Regions from separate parts of the Homo sapiens genome. Here region 2 is linked to region 1. Evidence: chromatin contacts called from ENCODE Hi-C or POLR2A ChIA-PET data. All regions are on one chromosome and are shown on one strand. Each heading gives the region's core, a stretch centred on a gene start or an enhancer-like site at or near the end of the contact. The rest is flanking DNA. Distances are from core to core; before and after follow the strand shown.

The links. A loop is a pair of places that touch in the nucleus more often than their neighbours do. ChIA-PET counts read pairs that join two places held with the same protein, here RNA polymerase II (POLR2A). Pooled maps may share reads with other maps.
Region 2: a loop to region 1 is called in a map of gastrocnemius medialis, with 9 times the contacts of the local background. The contact joins two enhancer-like sites. A Hi-C loop is called at or near these places in 1 of 168 maps with a recorded cell type or tissue (gastrocnemius medialis) and 1 of 50 pooled maps. POLR2A ChIA-PET finds 5 or more read pairs at or near these places in 1 of 52 experiments (PC-9).

Annotation. Positions count from the first base shown.
Region 1 is chr3:39,183,178-39,186,921 of GRCh38, forward strand. It overlaps XIRP1 (xin actin binding repeat containing 1), which reads right to left. Exons shown (of 2, transcript NM_194293.4): 2 at 38-3,744. The coding sequence ends at 737. Among named protein-coding and RNA genes, the nearest start is that of XIRP1, 7.5 kb to the right of the region's middle. Within about 2 kb of position 1,599, at least 5 of the 41 ENCODE cell types and tissues checked have a DNase peak (open chromatin) inside an H3K27ac peak, as active enhancers do; they include gastrocnemius medialis, where a contact is called at or near this core.
Region 2 is chr3:42,023,394-42,027,137 of GRCh38, forward strand. It overlaps a transcript of TRAK1 not described here. Among named protein-coding and RNA genes, the nearest start is that of ULK4, 63 kb to the left of the region's middle. RefSeq lists an enhancer at 945-1,863. Within about 2 kb of position 1,797, at least 30 of the 41 ENCODE cell types and tissues checked have a DNase peak (open chromatin) inside an H3K27ac peak, as active enhancers do; they include gastrocnemius medialis, where a contact is called at or near this core.

The DNA of each region.
Region 1 (3,744 bases), core at 349-2,848:
CTGGAACAGATGTACACACAGTCAGACATGCACAGAGTAGAGAATAAAACTTGGATTTATTCAGACCGTATGCTTCCCATTTGGGGTGCAGAGTGGGGGACAGTCATGGGGACAGAGAAAGGCAGTGCATTTGGCTTCTAGGGACATGCTGATTGCTGACTCTTTGGGTGACCTTTGGGCCACCAGATGACCAGCTGAATGATGGAGATGGTGATGAAGGGGCTGGCGGCCAGGTCCTTCTGGAGACCTCACAGTGATTCCAAACAGAGACCAACGCTGTGTCCAGTTGGCTCTGTTCCTCTCCAGGGATTAAGGAGCAGATGGCTGGGAACACTCAGACTAATTAAAGAAATAAAAACTCTGGGTAGAGGGACACTCTGGGGGGCTCCAATTCAGGCAGTGGTGTGCAAATTCACACATGTCGATGCGTGGGCCAGGCCTGTGTGAAAAACATGTGTGTGTCTGTATATATTACATCCTCCACAAGCAGCTGGGAGCCCCCATCCTACCCCCACGCCTGTGCAACTCTGTGGGCCTCTTCCAGACCTTTCTTTTTCCATTTGGAAGAACTGGGCCTATTGAAAGAACTGCGAAAGGGAAATGGCCCACAGTAATCCTCTGAAGATGCCATTTCCTCTTGGTCCTTGCTCCAGTGTACAGGAGGCAGGTACCCACTTCAGTCCTGGGGCAGTGGAGGCCAGGAACAGGTGGCAGGTGTGGTGGGAGGCGGTGGGCCTCACTGGGCAGCTGGCTGGGAGTAGCTGCAGGACACCTGCACCGTCTCAGCTTCTGTCAGGTCACTGCTGAACCCAGCTGGGCTGTGCAGGAACTGCCTCAGCAAGGGGGAGGCGTGGAGCCCGAGGTGGGAGCCTGGGTTCCTGGGTGGCTCTGCCTGCTCGGTGACTGTGGTGGAAGACATGAGGACTGTGTTCCCAAACTGGTCCACCTCCTCATACTGTTCAGTCACGGTTCTCATGGCTCCATAGTGTTGTGAGCTCCCTGGCCCCGTCTGTAGCTCCAGAACACTCTTTTGCCACCCTCTGGGCAGGGGACTGGCTGAGGGAGGGGCAGGTTCAGGTTGCACAGAGCACTGGGTGATGTCCTTCTTCCCAGTTTTGTCTTGGACACCTTTCTGGTGGAGCAGGGCCTGGCCTATGTCCTGAGCCAGTTGTGTGCTTTTCACTGAGACATCAGGGTTGCCCTTAAAGCTGGGAGTCTCTAGAGGCTTCCTTGTGGCCGACTGGATGGAGATAAATGTTGGGGAGGAGGGAGAATCTCGGCTGGAAGGTAAAACCCGAGGAGGGCACAAATACTCTCTTGATGTCTCCTGCCTCCTGGTGGAAGGGGCAGTTGAGGCTGTGTGACCTCTGGCCTCTGTGTGATTTCTGATCTTGACTTGACTCTGGGCCTCAGTGTGGCATTCAACCTTGGCTTGGTTCTTGACTGCAGTTTGACCTCCGACCTCCTGGCCTGAGCCACTGGGCCTGGCGCTACTGCTGACTGTGACACTGATCTTGTGGGCACTGTGGTCTTTTGGAGGTCCCTGGAAATGGCCTCTGGCACTGGCCTCAGGCTGGAGGCTAGACATGGAGCTGAGTGCCTTGTGCACAGCCTCTTCAATGTCCAGCAGCCTTGCCAAGGTCTGTTCCTTCAGTTGAGCAACTTCCGTGCTGACCCGTGTCAGCTCCCCAAAGGCCTGCTCCACTGAGGCCTCGGGCTTTTGGTGGGCAGCAGGAGCCTGAGGAGCAGCCCCTCCCAGCTGGGGCACGGCCTCAAAGAGCCTCCGCAGGGCCTGCACGTCCACACTGCTTGCGGCCTCCTTCTCCAGGGCTTGCACCTGGTTCAGGAGGCCCTGGAGCTCTTTCTGGTTTCTTTGCAGACTGTCAGGGCTCTCAGGGGCCCCTTGGTGGGAACCTTCCATGGGCTGCTCTCCTGAGGGGCCGGGGCCCCACTGTGGTGAGGTGGGATCATGGTTGAGGGCATTGAGCTTGGGGGGCTCAGAGCTCTGGGCATTGCTGCCTGTAGCCTGATTCTTGGTGGGCCTGGGGGCCGTGGTGCTGAGGCCATGTTGTAAGCTGGGCTGGCTATGTCCACTGGGACATCTGGCCAGAGGTATGTGGCCCTGGTCTACAGTAGTGGGAACCTTGGCTGGCTGAGGGATGGCTGTATCTCTCTCACCTCGTTGGTGTTCTCTTTGCCCCACCTCCGAGGAAAAGCTGGGAGATAGAGGCAAGGGCTTGGGCAGCCTCTGAGGAGGGTGGCTCTGGGTTAGGTGTGCAGGTTTAGGGGGCAGCTGCGGCTTCTTCTTTGGGGGCATGGTGGGGTCCAGTTTTGGGGTCTTTGTCTGTGACCCTCCAGGGGTTCTCTGGCCAGCAGGGCTGCTGTGGGAGTGAAGAAGGGGGTCCTTCAGGGGCTCAGAGGCTTGCTGGATGGAGTCCTCAGCACGGTGGGCTCCAGCTGGAAAGTCAGGTCCTGTCACAGCAGCTGGGAGAGTAGGAGGAGGAGGAACAAAGGCATTATGGGGGTGCGGGCTGGCACCTGCAGCTTGGGGCCCAGAGGCCAGAATGTGGCGGCCTAGAGGGGCAGTCTTCAGGGTGGTCTCTGCAGCTTGGAGGCCCCCTGGGCAGACTTCTGCCATCGCCTTCCCTGGTGGCCCCCAGGCCATCTGTGTGCAGCCCCCAGGCTCCTCCCGCCCTGGCCCAGTACTCTGACCTGGGCCTCCCTGGAGTGGGCGGGGAGCCTGGACTGAGAGGGCAGTCTCCCTGTGCCTTGACTGGGGTTCCCTCTGAGAAAGCTGGACACCCCCAGGTGGGTCAAAGGTCCTCACGGGATGAGCGGTGTAGATGCCATCCTGAATTGTCACCCACCCCCCAGGCAGCCCTCTGGGTAGTGCTTGCTCTTCCCTACTGACCTTTCTGGGGGCTGCTGGGATCCGGGGATCACTTCCACCCCCAGGCCTTATGTTGCTTTGGGTAGCCCCAGCTTTCCGAAGACCGTCCTGGATGGGGTTGGAAGTGGCTGTTGGGGTGGGGCCCTGCTTGTGCTTGTTCAGAACTTGCTGGTGCAGGCTCTGGGCTTCAGCTGTTGCCATCCGCAGACTCTGCATGGCGGCCAGGAGGTCTGGGGCCCCAGGCCCCGGAGGGGTAGTCGTGGCTCCTTCTGACTTTCCCAAGACTGCCATCCCTTTCTGTCCAGAGTGACTGTCTTCCTGCTTTTCTGTGTTTTGCAATTGGGCTGGTGCTGCAGCTTCCCCAGCCAGAGGGACTGCCTTTCCAATGGCCTGAGGAGGGCAAGGGGTGGCCCCTGAGGCTCTCAGATGCCCCATCCCCATGCTGGGGTCCAGTGGGGGAACATGGATGATGCTCTCAGTTGGGTGCAGGCTCTGGGCCCCCTCGCTGGCTGGCACTGGACTCGGGTCAGCCGGGGGCTCCCACCGCAGACTGTGCAGGCCACTCAGGTCTCCTTTATCTATGCAGCTGGCCAACAGCTGCACGCTGCTCCTCTCAGAGGCCTTGCTAGTTAGCCGGGGCTGCAGAGAGTAGGCAGTCAGTGCGACCAGGCCCTGCTCTGTCTCCTGCATCACCAGCCCAGTCCTTGCCACGGAGGTCCCAAGACCGCAAGCCAGCAGCTGCTGGAGCTCAGGGTCCATGTCTTCAATATTCCCACTGCTGCCTGGAGTTGGCAGCCTCAGCGGCTTGAGTTGGAGCTGGCCAGTTGGGTCTTCCTGCACCAGCAGCCCCTGCT
Region 2 (3,744 bases), core at 547-3,046, 2.8 Mb after region 1:
CATGGCAGGGTTGGGTGGCATTAGGAGTGGTGGCTGGCTTTACTTTGGTAAACGTGTCCTAGGCCGTATGTGATCCTAGACCTTATCTTACCTCCATGATGACTGAGACCCAGCTGGAAGCTCTGGCTGTACTCAAGGTGAGAGAGGGTGGGGGTTAGCGAGTGATAGTGTGGGTAGATGTTTAAGAGATAAGCCTTTGTTGTTGAAGAGATAGTGGTAGGGTAAGGGAGGGGGCGGAGTGAAGGATAAGGCTGAGGTTTCTGAGTTGGACCACCATTAATCAGTTGTCCCAGCGGTGAGGACCTGGAGGGTCTTGTTTTGAATGTGCTGAGTTTGACGTGCTCGTGAGGGTTTTTTTTTTTTTTTTTTTTTTTTTTTGAGACGGAATCTCACTCTATTGTCCAGGCTGGAGTGCAGTGGCACAGTCTTGGCTCACTGCAGCCTCCGTCTCCCGGGTTCAAGCAATTCTCCTGCCTCAGCCTCCCGAGTATCTGGGGATTACAGGCGCCTGCCACCACGCCTGGCTAATTTTTATATTTTTAGTAGGGATGGGGTTTCGCCATGTTGGCCAGGCTGGTCTCGAATTCCTGACCTCAGGTGATTCGCCCTCCTTGGCCCCCCAAAGTGCTGGGATTACAGGCGTGAGCCACCGTGACCGGCTACTCCTGAGATTTCTAAGTGGAGATGTTTAGGGCAGTGGGACGTCTGGGCCTGACACTTCGAAGAGGGATAGGAGTTTGAGGCAAGGGTTTGGGGACCATTCCTGTGTAGTGATATCCATGTGTAGGAGAACTCACAGAGGAGTAGTGACTAGAGATTGGGAGAAGACCAGAATTGCTGGGGGAGGGAGTGTTCTTTTGGTGAAGGGTAGGGTTCACAGGGTTACTCTGCTGTGAGAGGCCAAGTGAGATAGAAGCTAAAATATCTTTTGGGTTTGTTTATACATAGTAGGTATGCAGATATTTCTAGTTGTATCATTTGGTTCTTTGTTTTTCAGAAGAGATGCTGGCTTAGCCTTGTAAACATCGCAGTTGCATAAAAGTATTTATGATAGTCCTTAAAATGCTGTAATTATCTTTGAAGTTTTATAATTTTGCAGTGTTTAACTTATGGCAGCAATAGCATTGGTATTTTAAATCAAAACAGAACACTGTCAAGGGTTACATAACTTATTCATGATATTAACAAGATATAAAGCACCATGTTTTTGTGTGTAACTGTTTAACAGTAGATGAAGTTAATGATTGCCCACTTTCAGCTAATCATATGATTGCTATTGAAATAAGTACTTGCTAGACAGGGATAGAATCTAGTAATTTGTTAGCTTCAGTACTTCATGCTTGCATACACACCCATGCTATTGTGTTACCAAGCCTGAGTTTTGAAATGTGGCGTTCTTTGTCTTTTTCTGGTGAATAAACCCCATACGTCTTACCATAGCCATTTGACTCTTCCTGGCTGTCAGGATGTGTTGCCCTGGACTGAGAGTGAGAGATCCCAGATTTTTCAGCTTCTCTTCCAATTGCTAGGGATACCACATCAGTGCCAACGTGAGTCTCCTCTTGTCACTTTCTGCTAGGCTTCCCCTTAGAAGCTGAAATTCTTTCCCTTCCTGATGCTAAGTTGCAGTTTCTTAAAATGCTAGAGAGCTTTTAAAAGCATACCGTGATGGGAATTAGTTTCAAAAGATTATACCAGAGGGGGTTAAAACTTGCCAACCTTGTAAAAACCTAACTTCTTTGTTTACGTCCTCCCTGCCCCGCTTTCTGCTGTGCTTGGTTTCCTCCTAGCAATATGCCTTGGTCAGGGGGAGAGTCTTCCTGTCAGACATAACTTCCCAGACCAGCACTCCTGGAGGGGCCTGTACCTCAGACCCTGGCAACGAGGCACGCTGGGGCACGCTGGCCTTTCGTTGTGGTGTAGAAAATTTTTCATTTGGAATTCCATTTTAAAAATAAGTATAGGGTTATTTATATCTTCTTACATTAATTTTGATAAGTTGTGTATTTTAAGGGCTTTATCCACTTTATCTAAGCTACTGAATTAATTGGCACAATTATTACTCTTTCAATGTCCATAAGACCTGTAGTGATGTCCCCATATTTTATTTCTGGTATTTGCCTTTCATGTTAAGAATGTGTCTGTTCAAAGGGAGAGGGGAAGGAGAAAAGAAGAATGTGTCTGTTCAAAGGACTGCTGGATCAGGGTAACTTAGCTCAAGAAAATGAGAAGGGGTGGTTTCTGGAAGGGGAGAATGAAAGCCGTGGAGGAAATAAAGCATGAATGTGGGGGAGGGCGGGGGCGGGGACTGCTTCTCTTGCTGGCTGCCTTCTCTCTCTGGAGAATCTGCTGGAGAAGGAGCAGTCACGTGGGTGGTGAGCTCATTAGGCTGGGGACACCAGCTGTGCTATTATTAGGGCTTTTAAAGTCCGTGGCAGATGTTCTTAGGCGGTGTTCCAGCCTTGTTCACTTCCCACATATGGCATGATACTGTACACAGAAAAAAGAGGGACTCTTTAACAAATAGCTTTTCCATGAAATGCATCACTATTTTTTTCCCATGAACTTTTTTCTTTTCTTTCTTCCTCTGTCTCTGTTTCTTTGTTTCTCTCTCTGCTGTTTGTTCTTTCTTCTTTCTCCGTTTATCTTTCTCCCTCTGTCTCTTTCTTGCTTTCCTCTATTTTTCTGTATTCTCATTCTCCCTGTCTCTCCCTCCATCCCTCCTTTCTATACTTCCTTCTTTTGTCCTTTGAGGCCCTTTTTATTTAATCCTTTGTGAAACTAGAAGAGGACTCAGAGGCACATGAAGAAAGTTTGTCTATTTTAGATTAAAAGTGAGCCTTAGCATTTCATAGAAAGTATAAGAAATGTGGGTAAGTCTCAGGGTGATCATATACTAGAGAATTTTTTTGACAAGAGCCTGTTTTGAATTGCGTGGTTAGCTTGCTGCCTCTTCACTCCTCTGGCACAGTGGTAGTTTTTGTACAGGATCGCTTTTACCTCAATGGACTGATAAGCTAGCCAGGGCACCGATTATTTTTACATACCAATTTGTGTGTTGTTTGTTTGGCTAATCACCTCTTCTGCAGCTGTTATCCTGGATCTCAGTGATCAAAGAGATCAGTGATCTCTTTTTTTTTTTTTTTTTTGAGACAGAGTCTCACTCTGTTGCCCAGGCTAGAGTGCAGTGGCATGATCTCAGCTCACTGCAACCTCTGCCTCCCAGGTTCAAGTGATTCTCCTGCCTCAGCCTCCCGAGTAGCTGAGACTACAGGCACGTGCCACCACGCCTGGCTAATTTTTGTATTTTTAGTAGAGATGGAATTTCACCATGTTGGCCAGGCTGGTCTTGAACTCCCGACCTCAGGTGATCTGCCTGCCTCGGCCTCCCAAAGTGCTGGGATTACAGGCGTGAGCCACTGCGCCTGGCCAGTGATCAACTTTTGTCAGTAAGCTTCCATGTGTAGACCCTCCTTCTCCCCTCATATTTATAGTAACCCATGTCTTAGCTTGGAGTTATAGGGTATAATCAATATCAAATTTACTTAAATAACTGCTCTGGTAGACTGACTTTCTACAGGAAATGGGCTCTTATGTGAATGTAACCTCAATGTATACTCTTTAATAAAATCTCAGAATGATGCAAGCTTCATTATAGTTGTTTCCTACTGTTTATTTCAAATTTGATATTTTGATATATTTACACTAATTTTATAGCTAAGCACAAAATTAATTACCCCATCA